Regions from separate parts of the Homo sapiens genome. Here region 2 is linked to region 1. Evidence: read pairs that join two places in POLR2A ChIA-PET (ENCODE). Cell type or tissue: Panc1. All regions are shown on one strand.

The links. ChIA-PET counts read pairs that join two places held together with the same protein. Peaks named below come from ENCODE experiments on the same cell type or tissue, not always from the same donor. Only the 100,000 strongest peaks of a DNase experiment are listed, where the experiment ranks them.
Region 2: POLR2A ChIA-PET joins it to region 1 with 10 read pairs; 29 of 35 experiments call an interaction of 5 or more read pairs at or near these places.

Annotation. Positions count from the first base shown.
Region 1 is chr11:34,361,328-34,365,327 of GRCh38, forward strand. No RefSeq gene overlaps it. Among named protein-coding and RNA genes, the nearest start is that of ABTB2, 5.3 kb to the left of the region's middle. In Panc1, no CTCF peak of the experiment used is centred here; no DNase peak of the experiment used is centred here; H3K27ac peaks cover 1,788 bases.
Region 2 is chr11:34,163,145-34,167,144 of GRCh38, forward strand. It overlaps ABTB2 (ankyrin repeat and BTB domain containing 2), which reads right to left. Exons shown (of 17, transcript NM_145804.3): 8 at 2,116-2,212; 9 at 1,542-1,677. Among named protein-coding and RNA genes, the nearest start is that of NAT10, 60 kb to the left of the region's middle. In Panc1, no CTCF peak of the experiment used is centred here; no DNase peak of the experiment used is centred here.

The DNA.
Region 1 (4,000 bases):
TTTATAGAGCAGAGAGCATTACCTGCTTGTTTGTTGGTTGTCTTTCTGTCCTACAAGAATATAAGCTCCATGAGGGAAGGGATCTTCTCCATTGAGTTCACTTTTGTATCCCATTGCCTAGGTCAGTATGAGCGTAAAGTAGGAGCTCAATAAATATTGAATAAGTGAATGAATGAAACTAACAGGATGAATGGGGCAATGTAATGAACAGCTAGGTTTCTTTTTAAACTCTCAAGGAACCAGCAGGTGCTTAAGACTGTGTGTTAAGGGAAAAGGATTACTGACATCTGAACTGAGATTTTCCTGATACCTGCCTCCTCCATAGACTTTAGGAGAGTCATGTGCTCCCCATCCATATTATTATTATTTTTGAGACAGAGTCCCACTCTGTCATTCAGGCTGAAGTGCAGTGGTGCTATCTCGGCTCACTGAAACCTCCACCTCCCAGGTTCAAGAGATTCTCCTGCCTCAGCCTACCAAGTAGTGGGGACTACAGGCATGTGCCACCACTTCTGGCTAATTTTTGTGTTTTTAGTAGAGACGGGTTCACCATACTGGCCAGGCTGGTCTCAAACTTCTGACCTTAAGTGATCTGCCCGCCTCAGCCTCCCAAAGTGTGGGAATTACAGGCATGAGCCACTATGCCCAGCCCCCACCCACATCAGAAAGGGGTTCCTAACACCTTGGGGAGGTGGGCTTAGGAAGTGGGGAGTGTCTTTGAATCACCTAAAATTGCCTACAACATTTTTAATATGAGTACATATTTGCATATTCTGGAGAGAGGGTCAATGCCTCTAGGCAGGACTGTCTGATAGAACTTTCTGAGATAAAGAAAAAGGTTCCATATCTGTGCTATCAAATACAGAAGCCACTAACCACTTGTGGCTGCAACTTGAAATCTAGCTATTGTGACTGAAGAACTGAGTCTTAAATTTTAATTAATTAATTATTTTTGAGATGGGGTCTCACTGTCACTCAGGCTGTAGTGCAGTGGTATGATCTTGGCTTACTGCAACCTCTGCCTCCTTAACTCAAGTGGTCCTCCCACCTCAGCCTCCTGAGTAGCTGGGACCACAGGTGCACGCCACCACGCCCAGCTAATTCCTTGTATTTTTGATAGTGACAGGATTTTGCCATGTTGCCCAGGCTGGTCTCGAACTCCTGAGCTCAAGTGATCCTCCTGCCTCAGCCTTTAATTTAATTTTAAACTTGAATAGCTATAAGTAGTTAGTGCTACCATAGTGGACAGCACGGGTCTATAGCCTTCGTGAAGATCTCAATGAGGCCAATGATCCTAAGAGGTGAGAAATAAGAATGATGGTTGTTAGAGAAGTTTTTCCAAAATGATGGCAGAACACAGTGGCCCATTGTTAGGTCACAGCGCCACAGCGCAATGTTAGGAAAGGAGATAAATGTTAGGGCCTTGGACAAAGAAAACCATTTGGAAAAGGCATATACAAAGTCTTAAATGGGATGTGAACTCAGCCCATGTGTAAGGAGTAAGACATCCTTCCATTGTCAAGACATCACAGTCCATGTTGAATTGGTGGGAGAGTACATGGTGAGGAGGTAGGTTTGTCCCTAAGGGTAGCTAAAGGCAGACAAGTCCTGGGGACATAGAACCAGCTCCTATGTATGCAAGGTCCAGGGTCTGCTGTCTGTTCAAGGCTCAGGGAAGAGGAGGCCCCTCTATTTACATAGATACATATAAATTTGTTTTTTTTTTCTTTTTTTTTTTTTTTTTTGAGATGGAGTTTCACTCTTGTTGTCCAAGCTGGAGTGCAATGGCATGATGTCAGCTCACTGCAACCTCCGCCTCCCGGGTTCAAGCGATTCTCCTGCCTCCGCCTCCCGAGTAGCTAGGATTACAGGCATGCGCCACCATGCCCAGCTAATTTTGTATTTTTAGTAGAGACAGGGTTTCTCCATGTTGGTCAGGCTGGTCTCAAACTCCCGACCTCAGGTGATCCACCCTCCTCGGCCTCCCAAAAGGCTGGGATTACAGGTGTAAGCCACTGCACCTGGCCATAAATTTGGATTTTTAAAGACAATCTAAGTCTGGGCTTGGCAGAGACAATAAGCTGCTTAGATGAGTGGGAAGGTCAGGGTGGAGAGCAGATCAAACCAGAAATGGCTCAGAACCAGACATCAAACAGTGCCTAGCCCTGGCAACTGATAAGAACACGGGTGGTAAATAGCATTCAGCAAACAGGCCCCTACCAGAGTGGCTGGTAGAAGACTCTAATTTCCAAAACCTTGGGGGAGGGGGCAAGGAAAGGCTGAGCCTGTAGGAACTGAAGGATGGTGCAGAGAGTCAAGACAGGGACTCAGTTATTGGGACTGTGGGTTTCCAGGCGGGGGTTTGGACACAAGGTTTTCAGAGCCAGGTCAGGAGTAGCAGGCAGCGTAATCACGTCCTGAATCTCTGAGGCACTTACTGGTTTGGGACTCCTTAACTTACTGGTTTGGGAACTCCTTAACTATTTGCTGACAGGTGCCAGGCTTGTCTCAGAATCTGGGATGAAGTGGGGCTTCCATAGCTCCTCCTGCAAGGGTTAGAGAGTCACTAAGCAGGGAGCACAGAGATGATTTCAAAAGCATTGCTTGCTACATCGCGGTATTATGAAAACCATCTGGGTTGTTCTTTGGACACTTAACATAATATGCCTGAGAACAGGTGATAACTTAAATGAGTCGTTTTCAAATTGCCGAGTTGAGAAATCCCTTTTTCCAGTCTTACACAGGCCTTGATATGAAATACAAAGAAGCAGAAAGCTTGATTTGGGGTTGTGGGTGGAAGGGTCTAGAGCCAATTCATGAATTTTCAGGCAGCTTCTGAGAAACTCAGTGGAAGCCCAAAACTTTGCAGAGCTACTGGAAAACCACTGACCAAAAGCCATTGTCAGTTCTTTGACTCACTATGCGGGTTGGTACATCTGGGGGAGAAATGGGTCAAACATAAGGAAGGAAATACTGTGGAATGCAAGGAAAGCTGAGAAACGTGGTAAACAGGAGTGTTATGGTTAGCAGAGCTGCTTTGAAGTTGATCAAACAGAACACTCAGTTGTTGAAAAAGAAACCAATGGTGTGGAAACTGTAAAGTCTCCTCCATCCTGTGCAACCTAGATTAGCCCATTCCTGACACAGGTATTTGTTCTGAATCTCACGACTAAAGAAAAACACAGACAATTCAAAACAAAGCCCCAAAATGGTTATAAAGAAGAAGAAAAAAATACTTCCCCAAGGTATGTTCCGCAGGATGGCTAGTCTCATGAGATGGCCTACAAAAAAAAAAAAAAAGAAAAAAGAAAAGAAAAAAAAGAATTGAATTTTGTGGTTAACTTTGGGAAATTTTGCATTCTGTTTCTCCCTCTACTATACTCATGACCTACAATATTTAAGGCTCTGTTTGTATTTCTTGTAACCCATGCTATCCTGGTCCTGGGCTTAACTGTGCAGAGAGTTTTTTTTTTTTTTTTTTCAAATACCACAGGCTATTTTAAAGTAACTGGGACTTTTTATTTAACTTGAAGAAGAGAAGACAATGACTATCTTCTGTGTCTTATGAAGACAATGACACATCTTATGTGTTCGCTCAAGTAGTTGTGATAGGGCAGGACCTTGGACCAAATCCAGATAGATATTAGGACTGGTCAGTTTCAGTATCTGACCATTGCCCAAAGCTGGAATTTGGTTCTTTTGGACACAATGCGATCCCAAAGGTAGTTCCAAACCTAGGACATTGCTTCACAGGAGAAAATCGGGGTAAGTGCTAACACTGTGAAACTCCGTCTCTACTAAAAATACAAAAAATTAGCCAGGCGTGGTGGTGGGGGCCTGTAGTCCCAGCTACTCGGGAGGCTGAAGCAGGAGAATGGCGTGAACCCGGGAGGCGGAGCTTGCAGTGAGCCGAGATCGCGCCACTGCACTCCAGACTGGGCAACAGCAGGAGAATCCGGCTCAAAAAAAAAAAAAAAAAAAAAATTGGGGTAAGTGCAGA
Region 2 (4,000 bases), 200 kb before region 1:
ATTACAGGGTGTCACTATATCACACTTTCCTGGGGCTTATGTGAGGCTGATGTAAAGGGTTTAAATGCAGAGCCTGAAACACAGCAGGTCTTTCTAAATAGCAGCTGACTATGCACGTGAAAGTGTCTAAAACACAGGAAGAGCCCAGTAAGTACTCATTTGGTCCCTTCATGTTGATAAGGATGAACTGAAGACGGATGTCATGTAGAATGTATTCATATTTATGAATGAAGACACAGAATGTTAGACCCCACAGAGGACGCTCCCCCGTGCTGCTGCTTTTAGCCTCGTGAGAGCCCAGACACATCACCGTCATAGGCGATGGATCCATCTTGCTCAAGGCCACTCCAGGTGGGGGTACAGACCCAGGACTTCTGGCTCCAAGACCCAGGCTCATTCTGTCACCTCCTGTGGCCTGGGGCTCTGGGATGGATGCAGCATGGGTGGTGCTGCAAGGTTCCTGGGGGCTGACCTGCTCCACGGCTACCCCGCAGATCCTCCTCCTACCTGCCAAGCCCATGGCCTGGAGGTGCCCTTCCAAGGACCCAAGGTCCCTCCCAAGGGCTCCTCCTCACGTGTGGACTTGCTAGTTCAGGCAGTTTACAGAGCACCTTGTTTGGGCCAGGCGCTGGCATGTGAAGGTGAACTAGCCACGGTGACTGTCCCAAGGGTCCTGTGCTCAGAGTGACAGGCAGATGAGCAGGCAGGCAGTCTCCACGCAGGGTGAAGAGGCCTCCATGGGGGATGCAGGCACTGGGTGGGGTGGAGCGGCCTAGAGGTGGTGATGTGAAAGATGGCGCCTGGAGGGTGAGGGTGGCTGGGGTGGGTGAATGTGGGGGTGGGCTGGAGACAGCTGGAGAGAAAAGCATTCTAGGGGAGGGGACCCCAGCCAGAACATGAGGCTGGTGGCAAGAATGGTGTCGGGGAACTGGAAGTAAGTGTCCTGCCTGCCAGCCCTGCTTATCCAGCCCCGCTTTTCCAGCCCCGTTTCTGCCCTGTAATAAGCCCTTGTCTGGTCTCCCTTTGCCCCTCCGTGCTGTCCCTGACTTCAGCCTGCTGCTGTCCCGCCACACCCCTGGGCAGGCCTGGTCCCCACAAAGCAAGCTCTACCATCTGCACCTGGGGCAGGGTGCAATTTTGCACCAGAAGCCTCTGCACAGCTGAGCCGTATGCTATTTGGACGTCCAAGGCCACTTGGGCACTGGAGGACCACCAGCAGGCATGGGAAGCAATGTGGTCCTGAGTGGGCTCTGGCAGCTGCAGAGTGGCATCTCACTGGGAAATGGGACGGTCTGCCCTGGGCGTCGGGAGGCCCAGGCTCCAGTCCCAGGTCTGCCAGGAATCAGCTGTGGGGCCTCCCCCATCTCTGGGCCCTGTGCAGGCTAAACTCCCCCATGTTTCTGGTTTACTAGCACACAGGCCCCCTGTTTTGGGAAAGGTCTCCGGGCCTAGCTCTTTTGCTCCCATCGGGGAAACTGAGGCTCCTGTGAGCTTAGTTCAGTGCCCTCATGTCACACAGGGTGGGAATCCCGGGCAGGTACCTGTGGCCGTGGGCAGCTGAGTGGCTGAAGCAGTTCATGTCCTCGTGGAGGGAGGAGCCCATGCCGTGGGCCTCCAGCATGCTGAGGAGGGGGTCGGCGCCTCGGCTCAGCAACAAACTGACCAGCTCATAGTTCCCTGAAAGAGAAGGTGGGCAGCACGGAGGACACTGAGACAGTAGCCGCCAGGGCAGCTGAGGCGAAAGGGAAGGGAGAGCAGGATTCTCGCAGCTCTGAGTGCTGGAATAAGTCAGTAAACCCCACACTCATCTGCATTTGGTGGACGAAGTGAAGGGAGAGGAAGAAGGCTGGCCGTGCCCTGCCCCTGCTCCCCCTCCCTGGGTCTCCAGAGGGAAGGGCCTCCCTGCCCTGCTGGGTCCTGCCAGATGCTGAGCCCAACAGAAACTGATGGGTGGGGCCAGGGGAAGCCCCCAGTGGTCCAGAGAAGGGGTTTTAAGGCCCCTGCATGGGGTCCGTGTGTGCTAAAGAGACCCCTGCACGTCCAGCTACATGCCTGGCCAGGCTGGGGGGCACTGCAGGGAAGGGTAGACAGAGCCTCCGGGTAGCAGGTGCCTACCTGCCGCAGAGGCCAGCTGCAGGGGCGTCTCCGCATAGCTGTCCTCGCCGCCGTTCACTGCCGAGCCCTCGACATGGGCACCAGCATCCAGCAGCAACTGCCAGGGGCACAGAGGAGGAGGGCACTGCTCAGCGTGGCAGGGAGCACCTGGGAAGGGCCAGGGTGCTTTCGGGGACAGGGCCTTTGCTTCTCTCCAGGCATGTGACCAAGACACAGTTCACCCCAGCAGCTGAGGAACTGGAACTTTAGAACTCCAGGTTATCCTCAGGGCTCAAAGTTTCTAGAATCTTCAACTCCATTATTGTGGTCCAAGACCAAGCCCCTAAGCTGTGAGGACCTCTGAGCTTTTTCCGTCTTTCAAATGCTTTCCCATGAACTGACTGCAGCCACCTTTCTGAGAACACATGTGGATGAGCAGCACAGAAAATGTTGCCCGCAATCTATGGTAAACCATGGCTCTGGGTGGCAGCACGTGTTGGAGTCAGAAGGAGCAGGGTGTCAGTGCTGGCCACTGGCCAATGAGTAACCCCGAGCAGGTACTTCAACTCCCAGAGCCTCAGTCTTCCTCATTCACAGAATGGGAAGAGGGGCTTGCTTCCCTTAGGCTTCTTGTCGGAGAGGTACAGCAGGTACCCCAGGAAGGCAGGTGGTGGGGCTGAAGCAGGAAGTCCCAGTCTAGGACAGCAGAGGGCCTCTCCCCATGCTAGCAAGGGCGGGCTTTGACAGGGGACAGACGGGGCAGGGTTAACAGATACCAGGCAGTTCCAGATGAGCCGGTCCTGGCTCTGCCTTGGGGCAGGGGTGGGGCCTGCATTACTCCAACTGGTGACTTTCAGCTCCCTTTCCACCTTCCCTGACCAGCTGCTCTGGAGGGAGCAACCTTCCAGCCCTCCCAGGCTCCTGAAGACCAAAGCTTCCTCCAAGCATGCATGGCAGTCTAGGGGAGCCCAACCGCCCTTCCCCTGGATACCAGGAGTGGAGTTCAGGCTGACCTCTCAGTCCCATGGACTGTGGCATGGAGGACAGACATCACTGGAGATGCAGCAGTCAGAAATCAGTCACTCCCTGTACCAGTGCCAAGGCCGTGGAGGCGGGGGCCTGCTCACTGGGGCAAAACTAGGCACGGATCCAGGCAAGCTCAGGGCACAGCCCTGCAGGCCCAGTCTGAACTGAGGTTGGGATTTTGCTCCGGTTCTTATAAGGCAAAGGCGGCAGGATGTGGTGGCCAGTGGGTAACAGCCACTCGCTGAGTCCTTGTGATAGGCTAGGGCTGTGAATCAGCCAGACACAATCCCTGCCCTCAGAGGTCTTGCAACCTAGTGGGGAGCGAGGGTGTCACGCTAACTCCCTGGAAGGGGTGCCATGAAACCCTGCGCATGCCAGCGATCTGAGGACCTGGGAGTAAGTGCACGTGGCTGGAGCCCCTGCTGGCATGGGGAGCTGCTCTGCCCACAGCTTCTGCTTCTAGAACCACCACTGTCCCCACGCCAGCACAGCTACCTGAGCTGAGGTGGGCAACCTGTGGCTTGGCTCGACGGGTGAGCCATGCCAATCCGAAACCTCTCTCAGGAACTAAGGAGGGGACAGAATTGCACAGACCCCATGATATAGAGTTGGCCCTGTAGTAGAATTCACGAGGGAGGAGAAAAGGGAAGGGTCGGAAAGGCGGCTGTAGGCGAGAAAGCTGAGTGGGACTGGGACAGCCCCCAGTGTGCCCGACACGAGAGAGAGAGAGATGCCGGGAGGGCATGACAGGACCCTAGTGCTGCCTGGACCTGGGTCTTGTTTCCTAAAATTCCATTTGTCCTTGCACTAACCCCTTTCCTTGAGGCAACTCAGGTGGGCTGCTGCTCTATCGATCAGGTGAGCTGGCCTCAAGCAGTGC